2 separate regions of the Mus musculus genome follow, and region 2 is linked to region 1. Evidence: chromatin loops called from intact Hi-C (ENCODE). Cell type or tissue: heart. All regions are shown on one strand.

Evidence for each region. Hi-C counts contacts between places; a loop is a spot of excess contacts. Peaks named below come from ENCODE experiments on the same cell type or tissue, not always from the same donor. Only the 100,000 strongest peaks of a DNase experiment are listed, where the experiment ranks them.
Region 2: a loop joins it to region 1, with 2.2 times the contacts of the local background. A loop is called at or near these places in 9 of 42 quality-filtered maps.

Annotation. Positions count from the first base shown.
Region 1 is chr7:110,938,670-110,946,669 of GRCm38, forward strand. It overlaps Mrvi1 (MRV integration site 1), which reads right to left. Exons shown (of 21, transcript NM_194464.3): 2 at 7,164-7,312. The coding sequence starts at 7,223. Among named protein-coding and RNA genes, the nearest start is that of Gm16336, 38 kb to the left of the region's middle. In heart, no CTCF peak of the experiment used is centred here; DNase peaks (open chromatin) are centred at 2,712 and 3,422; H3K27ac peaks cover 1,280 bases.
Region 2 is chr7:111,011,784-111,019,783 of GRCm38, forward strand. No RefSeq gene overlaps it. Among named protein-coding and RNA genes, the nearest start is that of Ctr9, 13 kb to the right of the region's middle. In heart, a CTCF peak has its summit at 3,355 (motif pointing left); a DNase peak (open chromatin) is centred at 3,338; H3K27ac peaks cover 380 bases.

The sequences.
Region 1 (8,000 bases):
CATCTCTGCTCCAGAGGGTCCTTACAAGATTACAAGGATTATATATATGCATCACTAATTTAATCTCTACTTCATTCTGACAGAGGATTGGTTATTTAAGTCTTGTAAGACTTAGTATTAATTGTCAATCTGACATAATTGAGGATCATCTGGAATCACCTGAATGTGAGGCCCAGGTACTCTGCTATGCTGCTTACCTATAAGCCTGGACCAGAAACATTCTTGGTCTTCTATGGAACTTTCTGGCTGCTTAGGGGGTGTTACTTTGTCATCTCATCTTACAAGAGGCCAGACCAGTGTGATGGGCTAAGAGCTCCAACTGCCTGAGGGTAAGGACTACATTGACCCCAACAGAGAGAAAGAACTTCTGATGATACTATGGTGATGCTTACTGGGGCCTCCCATTCTGATCCCAAGAAGAGGAGCCTGGGGGCTTTAAGACCAGAGGAAACAAATCTCCACGAAGGGATTGCCTCCTTAGAGCCTATATCAGGTACATTTGTCACTACTGTTCCAAAATTCCCAAACAGAGGTAGTTTAAAGAAGGAAGGGGTGACCTTGATTCATGGCTTGGGGGTGCAGTCTGTCACGGCTGAGAAGCATGGTGGCAGGAGTGTGTGCTGCCTGGTCATACTGCACGGATTGTCAGGGAGCAGAGAGCGGTGGGTGCTGGTGCTCCGCTCACCTTCTCCTCTGATTCATTCTGGGAGCCCAGCCTATGGGATGGTGCAGCCTACATTCAAGTGCATGTCCCACATCAGTTAAACTCTCTGGAAACACCTCACAGATACACCCAGAAGCATGTTTCCTAGGGGACTCTAAATCCCAACAAGATAATGGTTAAGGTTGACCATCACAGGGCCACACCCAGAGACCTGCTTCTCCAGAGCCTATCTCACCTCATCTCAATTATTTATAAACTGGGGACAGGAAAGGCAGGTAATACCCCTGATTAGCCGATCTTCAACCACAAGAGCTTCTGTGTGACTGGACAGTAATGGCTGTTGGGAACATCAAAACCTGAAGTACACAACAGATGCCTTGGGAGCACTGGAGTGCCTCAGAGCTGTGGCCTAGGCTGAGTTTAGTTTGGCAGAGTGTGTTTTGGGGAGCCAGAGAGCCACATTGTGCTATTTTATCATCTGACTGAAGGAGAATGAAGTCAGCAAATATCTTCTTTTTTTTAAAGATTGATTTATTTTTATTTATATGAGTATACTGCAGCTGTCTTCAAACACACACTAGAAGTGTGCATCAGATCCCATTACAGATGGTTGTGAGCCACCATGTGGTTGCTGAGATTTGAACTCGGGACCTCTGGAAGAGCAGTTAGTGCTCTTAACCACTGATCTGTCTCTCCAGCCCAGCAGATACCTTGAAAAGGTTTTTGACCTGAGCTTGTGTCAGTTGTAGAGGGAGTTTGGTAAGCCCTTCTGCCACAAGCTACAGTACACTAAAAGTTAAATCTGTTACTTTGGATGCAAGACATAAAGTAATCAACCCAGAATGCCCAGAAAACCCTCTTCTGCCTTCGGGCTTACATATTGCCAGATGGTGCTATGCAGGATACTGGGGGAGAAAAAACACCAACCATCTTACCCAGTAATGTACCCTGCACACTACAATACTGGCCTGCCTGGCAAGATGTGTCCACTGATGGAATAGTGGTATAATGATTATGAGGGCAACAATCCTTTCTGATCGATGTGAGCCCTGACCTCCAGGATGAATTTCATGCCTGGTGCTATAAACCTGATCAAAAGTCCATGACTTAGGGAGATGGATCGTAGATCACAGAATAGAACTTACTGTTGTCTTACTAAATGGTCATACTCTCTAACTGCCTTCTAAATATGTATGCTTATGCCCATAGATTTGTGCTGCTCTCAATTTTACAGAGAAGGTTCTTTTCGCAGCGGGTGGTGGTTAACGCAGAGACTCATAATTGGTCAAGGTGCCGAGTATAAGTAACTGTGAGTGCTCAGCTGTCAAGGGGTCATCTTGTCAACCTCCCACCATCCAAGGCTCAGGGAACATCTCAGAAGGGGGGTGGAGTGTAAGAATCAGTAGGTGGAAAGGGAAACTATAAAATGCTAACCTTTAGCATGACACGGTTGTTGAATACACCAACGCACAGCAGCTGTGCTTACCTGCACAAGACCTTCATAAGATCAAGCCAGTCAAAATTCCCTCACCTTTAGCAGAGGAACTACTGTGAGTCAATAGCTATGGAGGAGTCATTCTCTATCTGGAAAGCAGCTGCTAGCAAGTTAGCCACGCCTTCTTGTGCATATGGAAGAAGCATCACTAAGCAGACTCGGGTAATTATTAATAACAAAAGGAGACAAGAAATGGGAGAGAGATAGATGGGCACTATGGAGAATTAAAGGAGGGAGTGGTGGGTGGGTAGGATCAAAATACATTATATAAATGTGGGACGTTTTCCAAAGAGTAATTTTTTAATCTAAAGCTAAATGTATGAATACAGCTCAGTAGTTTCCGGTGCCCGGATGCCTGTTATCATCAAGTGGCTTTGTGTGCAGGGAGGTGGAAGACAGAGGTGGAGTGGTGAATGCTGGAGCTGACAACAGGAAGCCAGATGCTCTGTCCATGAACTCGAGCAACCTGTTCCTAGAGACTTGTAGAAACCCTCAAAGGAGAAAAGAACTTGGACAAGTGGAACCCAGGCTCTTACTGACAGGAGCTCCTATACCCCAAGTGTGCCAAGCACCTCTGAGGATGCATGCTGTCCCAATGAGTCAGCTTCCTAAGTGGTTCCTGGTCACAGCTCAGGAAAGTACCGATGACTTGGTCACACTGCATCTGGGGTCTGTGGCTGCACAGTGAAGAAGAACAGGTCTGCATGCATTCTCCATGCATTCTGCTCCAGGTCCCTGCCCGACTTCCCTCAGTAATGTACTGATACTTGGAAGTGAAACATAAAATGAACCCTTTCCTCCCCAGGCTACATTTTGTTGTGATGTTTATCACAGCAACAAAAAGCAAACTAAGACATAGGGTTTTTCTAGCTGACAGCCTGTCATTCTGTGGTCCCCAAAGGTCCAAGGTATGTGTCCCAACAGCTTCAATTCAGTCAGCACTCTGTGTCCTGGCCTGGGCCCTAGAGAATGCATACTGCTGAGTCACTGCCAGAAGGCTTCACTTCACTGTAGGGATAGATTACGAATTCCAATTAGCAGTTGCAGTGAAGAGAACAATATAGCTCTCCTACTTCAAGGGTTTTGTTGTGAAGACTCAGCTAGCACTCAGGCTAGTGGTGGGAAACAGAGGCTTGGGACTGGAGTATTCAAAACTAGGGCTGGACCCCAGGGAGCTATAAACTTGGAAGGATGCTCTGTTCCTTGCCTGTTTTACAGAGTGGGAATTTACACAGAACGGGAACTTCCGGCTGAACCCTGGCCAGCCTTGCTTTCCTGGCTGCCTGACTTCTGTACTCTTGGGGAGTCAGGTTTCTTTCTGCCCCTGGAGGCTCCAGCTAGCTTGGGAGAGCTGAACCTCCCCTGTGGCCATGCTACCTCAGGAGCCCAGTGTGAGCAGAGGCTCTTTATGAACCATGCCTATCTGGCTTCCGGAGAACTAAGAGAGGCCCAGAGCCTGGTAGCAAGACCAGAAAGTAAAAGAATGAAAGTCTCACGTGGACCTTGAACCTCTGTGCAAGGGTATAAATTGCCTCAGGGCTGAGCTGAGCAGGCTGAACAGAAGTGGCAACAGCTAACCCTTGTTCAAAGTAGCACACAGGTAACCACGGGGACTCTAACAATCAGAAATCTAACAGCCTTGGTTCTAGGTCTCTGGATGAGGATGCAGAGGAGCTGGAATTCAAGGCCAATGTGGTCAGACCACAGAGATCGCAGTCTTAAACCCTGTTCTCTGTCTTCTCTGAGGGACCTGGGCCTCCTGGATCCCATTTGGCTTGAGTCCCTCAAGCATCCTCCTCCAGATTCCGGTGCTGTCTCAGCCATTGCAACTTGCAAAAAAACAAAAAAAAAACAAAAACAAAAAAAACAAAACAAAACAAAAAAAAAAGTCAGGATAGCTTCAGATTCCTACAAGCCCAGAGACAGAATCACAGCACCTGAAAAGCCTTCAGAGACCATTAGAACCCATCTCATTATTCTTTAAATATTAGTTTTGGCTCCAGGTCACAGGTAGGCGTAGCTTGTGGGGAACTGGCTTTCAGGGTTCCTACTGGCCAATCAAGGGACTTAACCATTGACTCTACAGCTAGCACATGGGTTCCTCCCAATGCTGTACCTCTAAGAAGCTTCACCCAGGCCCTGGTCTTCATTGAGCTGGACCAACAAGCAGGTAACAGCCATGGGGGTAACAAGGGGGGGTGGCTTAATAAGGTTTGAAAGTACTTTAAAATATATTTACTTTTTTTTTAAGTGTGTGTGTGTGTGTGTGTGTGTGTGTGTGTGTGTGTGCATGAATGTGTAGGCCAAAAGAGGGCATCAGATATCTTGAAGCAGGAGTTGCAGGCAGTTCTGGATGGATGCTAGGAACTGAACTCAGGTCCTCTATAAGAGCAGCACCCTCTCTTAAATGCTGAGAGCTACAGATGTAGGAAGAATAGGACTCCTATTCTTCATCTAGGGATGAGGCTGTTTCTTTGCTAATCTTTTATTATACTCAGTTTAGGAGTGCTTTTGTTTGTAGGAGGTCAGGGGTCTCTGTGCTAGAGAGGACAGGTACTAGGGAAACCTGGAATGTCAAACACACAGGGTTGTTCCTTTGAAAGAATGGATGTATGACCTGTTATCTGAACACAAGGCTGGGAGCAGCCTTTGAGTTATATGTATGCCCTAGACAACACTAGAATCTCCCTTAGACCCTTATTGAAAGCTTGTTTTTCTCCATCTATAAACCCATTTAATGGATGGTGCCACATGTACTTTACAAAGAGTTTCTGTATAGTCACATCTGAACTTTATTTAGCTTCATTTGTGCTTTATTGTACACACAGGGTTGAGTTATCATCACTAGGGAAGTTTTCACCAAATTGTGCTGTGCTTAAATATGCCTAGAATAAACTACTACAAGTCAGACTCTGAAGTTTGAACCAACATAGCTACTTAGTCATGTTCAACTAAACTACCTTCTTGTTGCCCTCAGATGGTTATTCTGGTGGCCTTGGTGGTCATCAAAACCCACATTTAACTGGGAAAATTGCCTAGGATTTTGGATCCAGGGTTTGCATGAGAATGTGAGTTTGGCGTGGTACCATTGTTAGTGAGGGGGCCATAAGGGTCAGAGATGGCCACTATCAAAAGAACACAGAAGTGGCAGGGTTAAAGAAAGCCGGATTGGAGCAGCCACATTTGAATCTGCTCACAGTGTCTGCCTTCTGCTGTGACCCCCTTTCCCTTCCCCCAAACCCCCAGCCCTCAGCTGCCTTGAGGGTTGCTAAGGAACAGCATCCACTATGGCTCAAGATGCCCCAGGATGGTTGTGGAGCTTTCCCTAGAACCTGGAGCTATGGTCTGCAGATAGAGAGATGGGAGTTTAACTCTTTGTTTTTTAGATGATCAAGGAAAAGACACTCCCTCACCCCTAAGCTGCCAAGTTCACATCTTGAGCTCATGAACCTTGGAATACAAGTGACTATTCATTTCTAAATAATTGCTTTGTCCCCACCATTTTAATATGTAAGAAAGTAAACGCCGTCACAACAGAAAAACATTCAGGAATGGTCAGGAATCTGCCCATCTAGAAAAATGGCACTCACTCACACGCTCTTCTCTTGCTTAGCAAGCCTGTTTCATCTGGCTCTGGTCAGCGTGGGACCATGGTCAGAGGCAATAGGATAGCACAAGCTCAGCGCAAACCAACTCTAAAGTTCAAGTCAAAGTAAATAATGTTGGTGACCTTCATAAGCACAGCCTTTAATCTGAGAAGATCAGATGGAGCTGGGCCAGTGACCAGATAAAGAAAATATGATAGTGATGGAAAGATAGGTTCTTCAGAAGGGAATGACTTCAGCATCTTGAGGAGATGGGTATAGACTTACACTTTAAACATTCTCTTGATGATGTTGCTATAAAACAAGATGTAAAGAATGTGGGATCATGCAATTGCATTGTTTGGTTAACAGAAAAAAAATGAGCAGAGGCTGGGGAAATGGTCCAATCAGAAAGTCTCTATTGTGTAAGCGTGAGAACTTGAGGTTTTATCCTTTAGCACCCACACAAAAAAGGACAGGGGTAGCATGAGAAACAGTCAGGAAGACCTTAGGGAATTCTGGCCAGCCAGTCTTACTAAATTGATGAGCTACAGGTTCAGAGAGAGACCCTGCCTCACAAAAATAAAGTGGAGACCAGTAGAAAGCATTCAACATCAACCTCTGGCATGAGTACACATGTGTACACTACATATACAAAACTAAAACAAAACAAGTGATATACCAACAGCAAAATGCTTGACTCTTCGTTCAATCTGAAAATAAACATAATCTATACTTTATGATATATAGAGAGAGCTAAAAATTACTAAATATCATTTGCAAAATAAAGCCTCAACGATACCTTCTCTGCTGTTATTTGTCTGGGTTTTTTTGTTTGTTTGCTTGCTTGCTTGCTTGCTTGCTTTTGTTTTGTTTTGTTTTGTTTTGTTTTGTTTTGTTTTTGAGATAGGCTGTAGCCTAGGCTGGTCTGGAATTCATCATGATCTGCCACCTCAGTTTCCTGAAGGCTGGGACTGCAGGCCACCATGCCTGCCTCATTAAGGGTACTCTTAATGAACATTTTAAAACTCATTTTTATTTCCTATCCTTAACTATGAACTTTTGGTATTCATTTTAAGCAGATTGTTTCAAAGCAGCCCTTGGCTGTCTCCTACCCTGTATTTTCTACATCTTTCTCAAGTGTACAAGAAAGCATTTTGGGCCAAGGTGATCTGACTTCCCATAAAGCCTTAGTCATTTACTCTCTAGATGGTTTCACACTCGGGATTCCTGGGACCCTGGCCACTTAGATGAACTCAGGGTAGCAAATTCTTCAGAGGGAAAGCCACACACCTTCCCCAGGCACCCACTGCAGCCTACACTAGTCACCCACTGTGGCCAGTCTGTAAGCTGTGGCCTCAGACAGAATGCTTAGTTTGGCCCCCACCCAGGCTAGCCATGGGCAGGAAGGGGCACTTACTTGGGTCTGGGCTGCCTGTGGCTCTCCGGGGGGCTCCTCATCCTCAGGAATGTGGGGCATGGCAGCCGCCTGGTTGGAGTGGCTGTGCGTGCCTGGAACCTCTGCTGTGCCAACCCCAAAGATGCTCCAAGAGGCTTGGGCTCCGCAGGCTGGGGAGATGCCAAAAGGACAAGTCAAACTCCTTCCCATCCCTGTCCCAAACTGGGTTCCATTTCCAGGATCCAAGAGCCACAGATGAGCTCTTTGGTTTTGCATCAACACCAGAGATCAGGCGAGGAGAGGCGAGGCGAGGCTGGGAGCAGGCATTGGGAACTGCACTGCCTCCTGCTTTCTGGCTTTGTTTACATGGGCAGAGGTGACCTTTTGCATCTAATTTGGTCCTTACAGTAAACACAGCTATTCCAGAAGAGAAACATTTCAGCTCCTCAAAACTATAGCTAAGGGAGGACAGCTCGCTGAGATCAGATACCATCTACTGAGCTCCTACTGGCAGCATGACTACCATTACCAAGTTGACTCCTTGTGATGGCCTTTGATATGGGTAGGCATCAATAGTCCCATTCTATAGGTGAAGGAAGAGCCTCTCAGGTTGGAAGCCACTTGTCCTGAGTCACATAGAAAACTAATTGTTTCTACCTAGGTCTTCCTGATTGGAGGCCTATACCACACAGCCTTTCCTGTGGCCTGTCTCCTCCCCACGTGTAGAACCAAGGACAGTGCCAATAACTGAGTAACCACTGTGTCACAGGTCCTAGGTGAGTGTCACTACATGCTGGAGCCTATAGGAAAATCCAGAAAGCTCTGCTGTTTCCCATGACATGCTTTCTGTTCCACAGA
Region 2 (8,000 bases), 73 kb after region 1:
GGGCTTGGTCTGGCTCATGGTTTGAGAGGTTCATCATGCTGGGGAAGGCACCAGCCAGAGGATGACCCTCCTCAGTTAAACCTCTCTGGAAACACCAGACACCCCAGAGGTGTATCTCCTAGATGGCTCTAAGTCCAGTCAAGTTGACAGAAAAGATTAACATCAGGATCACTGAACTCAGAAGCCTTCAACCTTGTCTCAATGCCTCCATGGGGCCACCAGCCCTCTGCCCATGCATTGAGAAACTCTTCCTTCTTTCCCACTCACTACCAGATACAGCATGTGGCTCAGCCTGCTCCACTGCCCACCAACCTGCCCCCACCCACTGCTCCCAAGGGGAAAAAAGAAAAAGGAAGAATTGCCATGCACTGCCTCCCTGCCCCCTCCCACACTGAACATGGCATTTTTTTATGAGGAAGGACTCCAGGGTACCTGCAAACCTGCTAAGCACTGTGTGCCTTAATGCAGCGTGGGGACAGCTGCTCTTGGGGAGCCCTGAGTTAAGTTCTTTACTTGTGGATTTTGGTTGGGCTTACACCAAGACCAAAGGAGCAAGCTCTCATGTTCAGACCTGAAATTCAAAACTTGACAGTTTGCTGTTCTCTGACACCCTAGAGCAAATACCTTAGAACTTGAAGCCATAGTTGGGTCTAAGTCTACATGGCCAGTTCCTATGCTGCAGGCCCACACCCCAAAGGAGCTGTTGTCTTTTCTCTTCTCTTTTGCGTGTGCGTGTGTGTGTGTGTGTTTTCATGTGATGGGTGTTCGTGTGGGTGGGTGTTCCTGTGTTGTGTTCATGTATGTGGTGTGTGTTCGTGTAGGTGGGTGTTCATATGTGTGCTCATGTATGTGTTCCTGTGTTAGGTTCATGTATGTGTGTGCTTGTGTATGTGCGTTCATGTAGGAGGGTGTTCATGTGAGTGGGTAAGTGTTCATGTAAGTGTGGATTCATGTGAGTGTACGTGTGTGTGCACATGAATATGGAGGTCAAAGTACAGTCTCAGGTGTCATCTTGTAGGCAGAACCATCAGTTTTTTGTTTTTAAGGTTTGTTCATTTGTATTTTATGTGTATGAGTGTTTTGCCTGTATGTCTATGAATACACCTGGTGTTTGCAGTACCTAAGATGGCAAGAGGGGGGTGCTGAATCTCCTGGGGCTGAAGTTCCAGGTAGCTGAGAGCTGTAGCATGGGTGCTGGGAATCAAACCAGATCCTCTGAGGCACTGAGCCATTTCTCTAGCCTCCATCATGATTTTTAAGAATAGGTCTTTCACTGAGACCTGGGGCTGGCCTGGTGGCCTAGGCCTGTCCCAGTGTCCCCAGAGTTGGATTACACAAGTGCACTACCACATTCAGCTCTTTTGTATTTAACTATGGTCCTGGGGATCAGCCTCAGGTCCTCGTGTTTTGAGCACTTTATCGGGCGAGCCCCAGCCCCAGCCCCAGCCCCAGCCCCAGCCCCAGCCCAGAACTGGCTTTCTAAGGTCCACCTTGCCTGTCCTACTCACCACAATGAGAACCTACTATAAGGCCCTCTTCCCTGCTTCCTCCACCACTCTGGTGAAAGTCAGATAAAGTCAGATACAAGAACTTTTGAGGTCTTAGTTCTTCATTACCCTTTTCTCCTCCAAAGAGCCTACCCAAAGCAGATCACATGAACAGTCTGAGTTCAATCAAGGCCGTTCCCTCCTGGAGAGGCACCCACAAGCTTTTGAGCCAAAGAACCCTAGACGGGAGGCTGAGCTCCACTCTGTGTTGAGCAGAAGGCATCCTCTCTGAGACATCTTCATAATCCATCTTCCAAGCAGGGTAAGTAATGCTCACCCTCAGAGTGGCTAGAGAGATTGGAGGGAGGAGCAGGGTGACAGCAAAGATTTTCCGCCCTCCAAATCCAAAGGCACTGGCCTGACTCTCATCTCGGCCTCTACAAAATATTAAGATCCACTTAGAGAGCCAGTCTTCCCCAGGGTTTGAATTGTGTCACTCTCTTTAGAAGAGAGAGAGAGAGAGGCTGCCATCCATCCTGGTTTAAGCACAACTGTCTTCTCCTACATGAAGTTCCATGAACTGCACACAGTGCCTTGTGGTCACACTAAGGATCAAGAGACCAAAAGGAAAGGAGGGAAAGCAGAGGCTGGGCCTGTTCCCGGCCTTCATCAAGAGCTCCGACGGGAGCTGCTTCTCACTGAGAATCCTGGATATAAGAAACAGAAAAGCCCAATATGAACGAATTAAAGACACACGGCAATGTGGTATCAGAACCTAAAGTCGAGAGGTGGCATAGGCTGTCCCAAGGCTCCAAATACTGGGGTGGTGGAAAACCACTGCCAGCTCTGTCTGCAAGCCTCTTGTCTGCACATCTCCATCAGCGTTTTCTGACTTGGCCTTTTCTTGGGGGTAACAGAGCAGCAGCCGACAGCTTCCACAGCTACTTCCTCCCTCATTCACTCTTAGAACAGCTGCAGCCACCAAGGCGATGTAGAGGGGCTGAGGTTGTGTTGGTACCATTAGCTGAGAGTTGGTTTGATCCTAGACTTAAATCACACTGTTGCTCTCTCTGCACACGGACATGGAGGTGAGAAAGAGGAACTTGGAATGTATCCATAAAACCCACTGCAGAGCCCCACCCCCTGGTGTGTTAGACTGTGAGTTAGTATGTATGCATGATAGGTCGTGGGTAGCAGGTGTATGCCTTTGAGCACATGAGTGAATGTTACATGGATGATATGTGCACATAAGTACATGCACGTGGCTTGTGGATTTATGTTGTGGTTCACATTTATGCAAAGTGTGTGAATTGAGAAACCAAAATCAGTTTCCATGCAAGACCTTGCACTCTGGTCACTGCTGCTGTGGCCTCGATGGCCCCCAATGACCTGCTGCAAAATCCCCTTCCCCAGCAGCACCTGTGACAGGTTGGACATATAAAACAAACACTAAAACCTGCTGAAAGAGAGAGAGAGAGAGAGAGAGAGAGAGAGAGAGAGAGAGAGAGAGAGAAGGAAAACTAGTTTAGAGAACGAAAGAAAGTTATTTCCAACCATGTATGTCCTGGGACCAGCACTTTAACCCTTCCTAGCTCCCTGCCTGGCTGAAGCAAAAAGGGCCCCAAATCCCACTTGTAGTCACTACATCCAAGTGTGAGGCAGCCCCGTTGTCACATCCACCTCCACCCGTCTTCCCACCTTATTTTTCTTTTTCCCAGGGACCCACAGGAAGACACTGGCACTCAGTGCTGTATCAGCAGATCTCAACACTCTGTCTTGACTCTTGTAAGCACCAAGTTCAGCTGAGATCTAGAGAAGCCCATGCAATGGCCGGAAGTCCCTGCTTTGCATGGCCCTCTGCTGCCCCCTGCTGGACTATACAGCCTCTGGCTCCCCAGCAACTACCCATTCATCGACCCTAAAACAAGGCTCACCAACACTTCACCCACCCAACACTACTCACTATGCTGGATCCTGTGAAAAGTCACCTTTCTTTTTTTTTTTTTTTTATTACGTATTTTCCTCAATTACATTTCCAATGCTATCCCAAAAGTCCCCCACACCCTCCCCCACCCCCACTCCCCTACCCACCCATTCCCAATTTTTTGGCCCTGGCGTTCCCCTGTACTGGGGCATATAAAGTTTGCCTGTCCAATGGGCCTCTCTTTCCAGTGATGGCCGACTAGGCCATCTTTTGATACATATGCAGCTAGAGTCAAGAGCTCTGGGGTACTAGTGAAAAGTCACCTTCTTGTTCCAAGGATCCTGTCCTTGATTTGTTTCTAAAAAAACCAAAAAGGTAAAGATGGGGTAAGGCTACTTTACAGAGTCACAGTCGAGTTAAAGAGTGTAGCCATTCCTGAATCAAACTTACTGTATGCCTGCTGTTTGCTAGATACTATGTCAGAACCAAGGAAAGGAAAGAAACAAAAAAAGGAACAATCCTTGGTGCTTCTTGCCCTGAATCAACACAGCAGTGAGTCAGGCTGACAATTAAAAAAACAAACAGACCTGCAGTGGGGTGGGAGGGTAAGGGGGCACTGGACAGGGAGAGGCAAGGAGCCAGGAGAGATGAAGCCAGAAGCGCATTGGGGCCAGGCTGTCCTGTAAAAGCACAGGAGGCCACAGAAGGCTGCAAAGGAAGACTGGGAGATGGTGCCTGTCCCTCTTTCTGCCCGCCCCTGGTGGACCCCTCCAGGCTCTGGGAACCGGCATCCCTCAGGGTCTGTCTCCTGCTCTTTTCTGTCTACATTTCTTGCCCCATTGTCGTGATTCTAAACAAGATCTGTATGGTGGCTGGTGTCTCCGTGTAGACCTCTCTGCAGACTGCAGATGAAATAAACACTTTTCTGCCTACATGTGGGTTTCCTAGGCACCCGCCCTCTTTATTTTAACTTTTTGGTTAGTACACAGAGAGGAATCACACTGTGATGTGTTCATACACATTCCTTGTTTCTCTGCCCCACATACACTGCCCCCCCATGCACAAAGCCCCATTCGCTGGTCCCTTTCCTTCCCACATGGTCCCCATTCTGTGACACTATATTCCATGGTCATCTTCCCACCTTCCATCCTCTTCTCTCATGGTCTCATTTCTTCTTTCATGTCATACACACACACACCATATATACACACAAATTTTTTTCTCTAGATTTTGTTTGTATCAAGTGAAAATACATAGTACTTGTCTTTCTCTGGCTAATTTTGCTTAACACAATGGTCTCTAGTTCCATCTACTTTTCTGAAAATGTCATAATTTCATTCTTTACAACTAAACCTAATCCCACTGTGTATCCGTACATTTCCGTCTCCGTGAACCTGTTGATGGGCGTCAAGGGTGGCTTCACTACCTGGCTGTTGGGACTACAGCAGAGGAAGCCTGGATGTACAAGTGTCTCTGAGGTACAGTGAGCTTTTTAATAAAAACCCAGCCCAGCAAGGTCCCAGCGCCTTTCTCCTGTAACTCACCCCATCTCAGCAAATCCAATACTCTCTGAGATCTTAGAATGTCAATAAGCCCAAATGCGGTGTTAAGTCCTTCAGTGTTCCTTGAGCCACCGGCATTTTAAACACATGTGTTTAGGTGGCTAGGTGAACGGTTCAGAAAGGCTGTGCATGGCAAGGCGCTTCAGGAATTAGCCTCCGTTCCTTCCTGCTCTCACTCTGCACCCAGTCTTGACTTCCCTTCCTTTCTTTCTCCACTGCTCACACAAATGATCAACACCTTCCCGGGCCTGGTCCACACCAGGTGTGGCTCTCTCGGTCCTCCCACCACCCTCCACATGACAGTCAGAATGTCATTGCTATTCTTTGGGAATCTGCAGCTTGTCACACACACCACACCCCCACGCTTCAAATCTAGAGGTTTTACCAAATCTGGCCCACATTGCTAGAGAGATGGCTCAGCTACTAAGAGCACTTGTGGCTCTTACTGTGGATCTGAGTTTGGATGACAGCATCCACACAACAACTCACAATCATCTGTAACTCCAGTCTCAAGGAATGCAACTTTCTTCTAACCTTCCTGGACATAAGGCACATGCATGATACACAAACATACATGCAGGCAAAATACTCATGCACATAAAACAAAATAAATAGTCTAAAAATGCATTTTAATCTAGCCTTCTTTCCAAAACATCTCATCCTTTTTTCCCTGTTTCCCATGCTCATGACACGGGTCCTTCATAGTCCCTTCAAACAGGAACTGGAATTGTCTCCTGCCTTCTCTTCAGGCATGCCACTTCTTTACCCAGGACACTCCTGTCTGCTCTTTATGAAGCTGACTGTGTCTTATTCACCTAGCTAACAAGACCTCCCCTGTCTCCTCTATACCAACTGTCTTCCCATACCAAGATGGACTTTGAAGTTCCAACCAATAAACAGGTTACAGGAAGAAAGTACTAAAGCCAAAGAAAAATCAGCACTCAACCCAAATAGCAGGTGTACTGTACAGGGAAAGTGTCAAAACAGGGCTAAGGAGGGGTGGGGTGCCATCGCCAAAGCCCAGCCCAGCCCTGAGTAGCCTCCACTGTTCAGAACCTAGAGACGAGGCAGCTGCCTGCCACCTTTGAGGTTACATGAGTTCTTGTCTCACTCATTACCTCCCACAGTCACTCCAGATGAAAGAATGTTCAGATGGAGACACTAACTCATAAAGTCACTTAAAATGCAAATTATTTTATTACCAATCCAAGAAAAATAAAGGCTCTTCTGAGATGACTATAAAACCCAGGGGCCTTAAAGAGAGACACCAATAAATTTGCACAAATAGCAATATTATTTGGGTCTAAAAAGAGAAGTTCACTCAAAAGACTAACTTCCAAACCAGAGAAAAATATATCTTAGAACAAACTTGTCAAAAGAGTTCTTTCCTTAAATAAACAGAACTGATATAAATGAGTTTTTTTTTAAAGAAGCCAATAGAAAGCCATGCCAAGTATAGAAATATTTATAGAGAAATAAATGGAGAAGACCCTGAACATATGGGAAGATGTTCTCCTACGGTATAATTAAAGAAATTAACATGGTGTGTTTCCAGTTAGCAAACTGGGAAAACAAAAGACCAAAAGCCTCTGTGGTGCCAACAGGAAGTGCCTGATCTTCCTGAAGGGCACAGGCAGAGTAAGGGCATGCGTACTTTTTCTCCTTCCTGGGGATCGAACCCAGGGACCTGTGCATACCACGTGGCATGCTCTGCCACTGAGCTACATCCACAAGCTGGATGCATCAAATTGCAGTTTCATTTTAGAATCTATATCAAAATTTAAAAGGTTTATGTCCATTCGTCTAGAAAACAATCTCAGTATGTTTTATTATACTTGCATATACATACATGTATAATATATATAATGTATAAAGGATAATATGTAGATATTATCCTTATGTATATAGAGGGTTCTTCTTGACAGAATTTTTATGAAAGCAAAATCCAAAGTATATATCAAAGTACACAAATTAGGGCCTGGAAGAATGGCTCAGCTGGTAAGTGCACTTGCCTGACAACTATGAGGACCATAGTTCAGATCCCAGCACTCACAGAACAACCCAGTGTGGCCCTGCCAATGCCTGTGACCCCAGCACTGAGAAAGGCAGAGGCAAGAGAATCGTGGAGGTGCTCTGGTTGCCAGCCTAGCCGAAAGAGAAAAACTGGCCACTGAGTTGATAACTGGTCGTCATACCTTCATGGCAATGCCTCCATGACACTTCCTGGACTGACCATTCAGAGAGCTATGCAATGCCTGGATACAGAACTGACCATTCAGAGAGCTATGCAATGCCTGGATACAGAAGCAGAGGATCCCTTTTCGATCAGACCTGTCCTGTGGTTCCTCTCTGGCCATCCACCCTTTTTGATTGCTTTTCAGCTGTGATCAGCCTGTCATCCGGTGCTGCTCTGAGTCTTTGAGTTTCTCGCTCAAGTTAATAAACCTGGAGGACTGCATCACTGGAACCCCAGTTCATACCTAAAGTTGGAAGTGCTGGTTTACAACTTAGAGCATGAGATCTGCCTCAGAGAGAGGTGACAGCCTCTAGGTAATGAGTCTTAATCTGTGGGCTGTGGCTCTATCTCCAGCAGACAGTGCTCAAATGGAGCCAAATTACAGGACCTCCAGTTTGGGACTTCTGGAGAATTCACTAGCACATGAAAACACCTCACATCCATGTTAATGACTGGAAGTGTCTGTGTTGAGTGGTAAATAGGAAAAAACAAAGACACAATACATGGCAGCAACTCCAGCACCTTTTGGTGGAGGGGGATCAGGAATTTAAGGTCATCTTCAGCTATGCAGCTGTGGTTGATCATATCTGTAACCTGGCTCTTAGGAGGCTGAGAGGGGAGGAGCTGAACTCTGAGGCCAGCCTGAGCTACACAGCAAAGCTGAGACCAGTCTAACCTGTGAAAAATCCTCCCTCAAGAAACAAACACAGTCGGGCAGTGGTGGCGCATGCCTTTAATTCCAGCACTTGGGAGGCAGAGGCAGGCGGATTTCTGAGTTCGAAGCCAGCCTG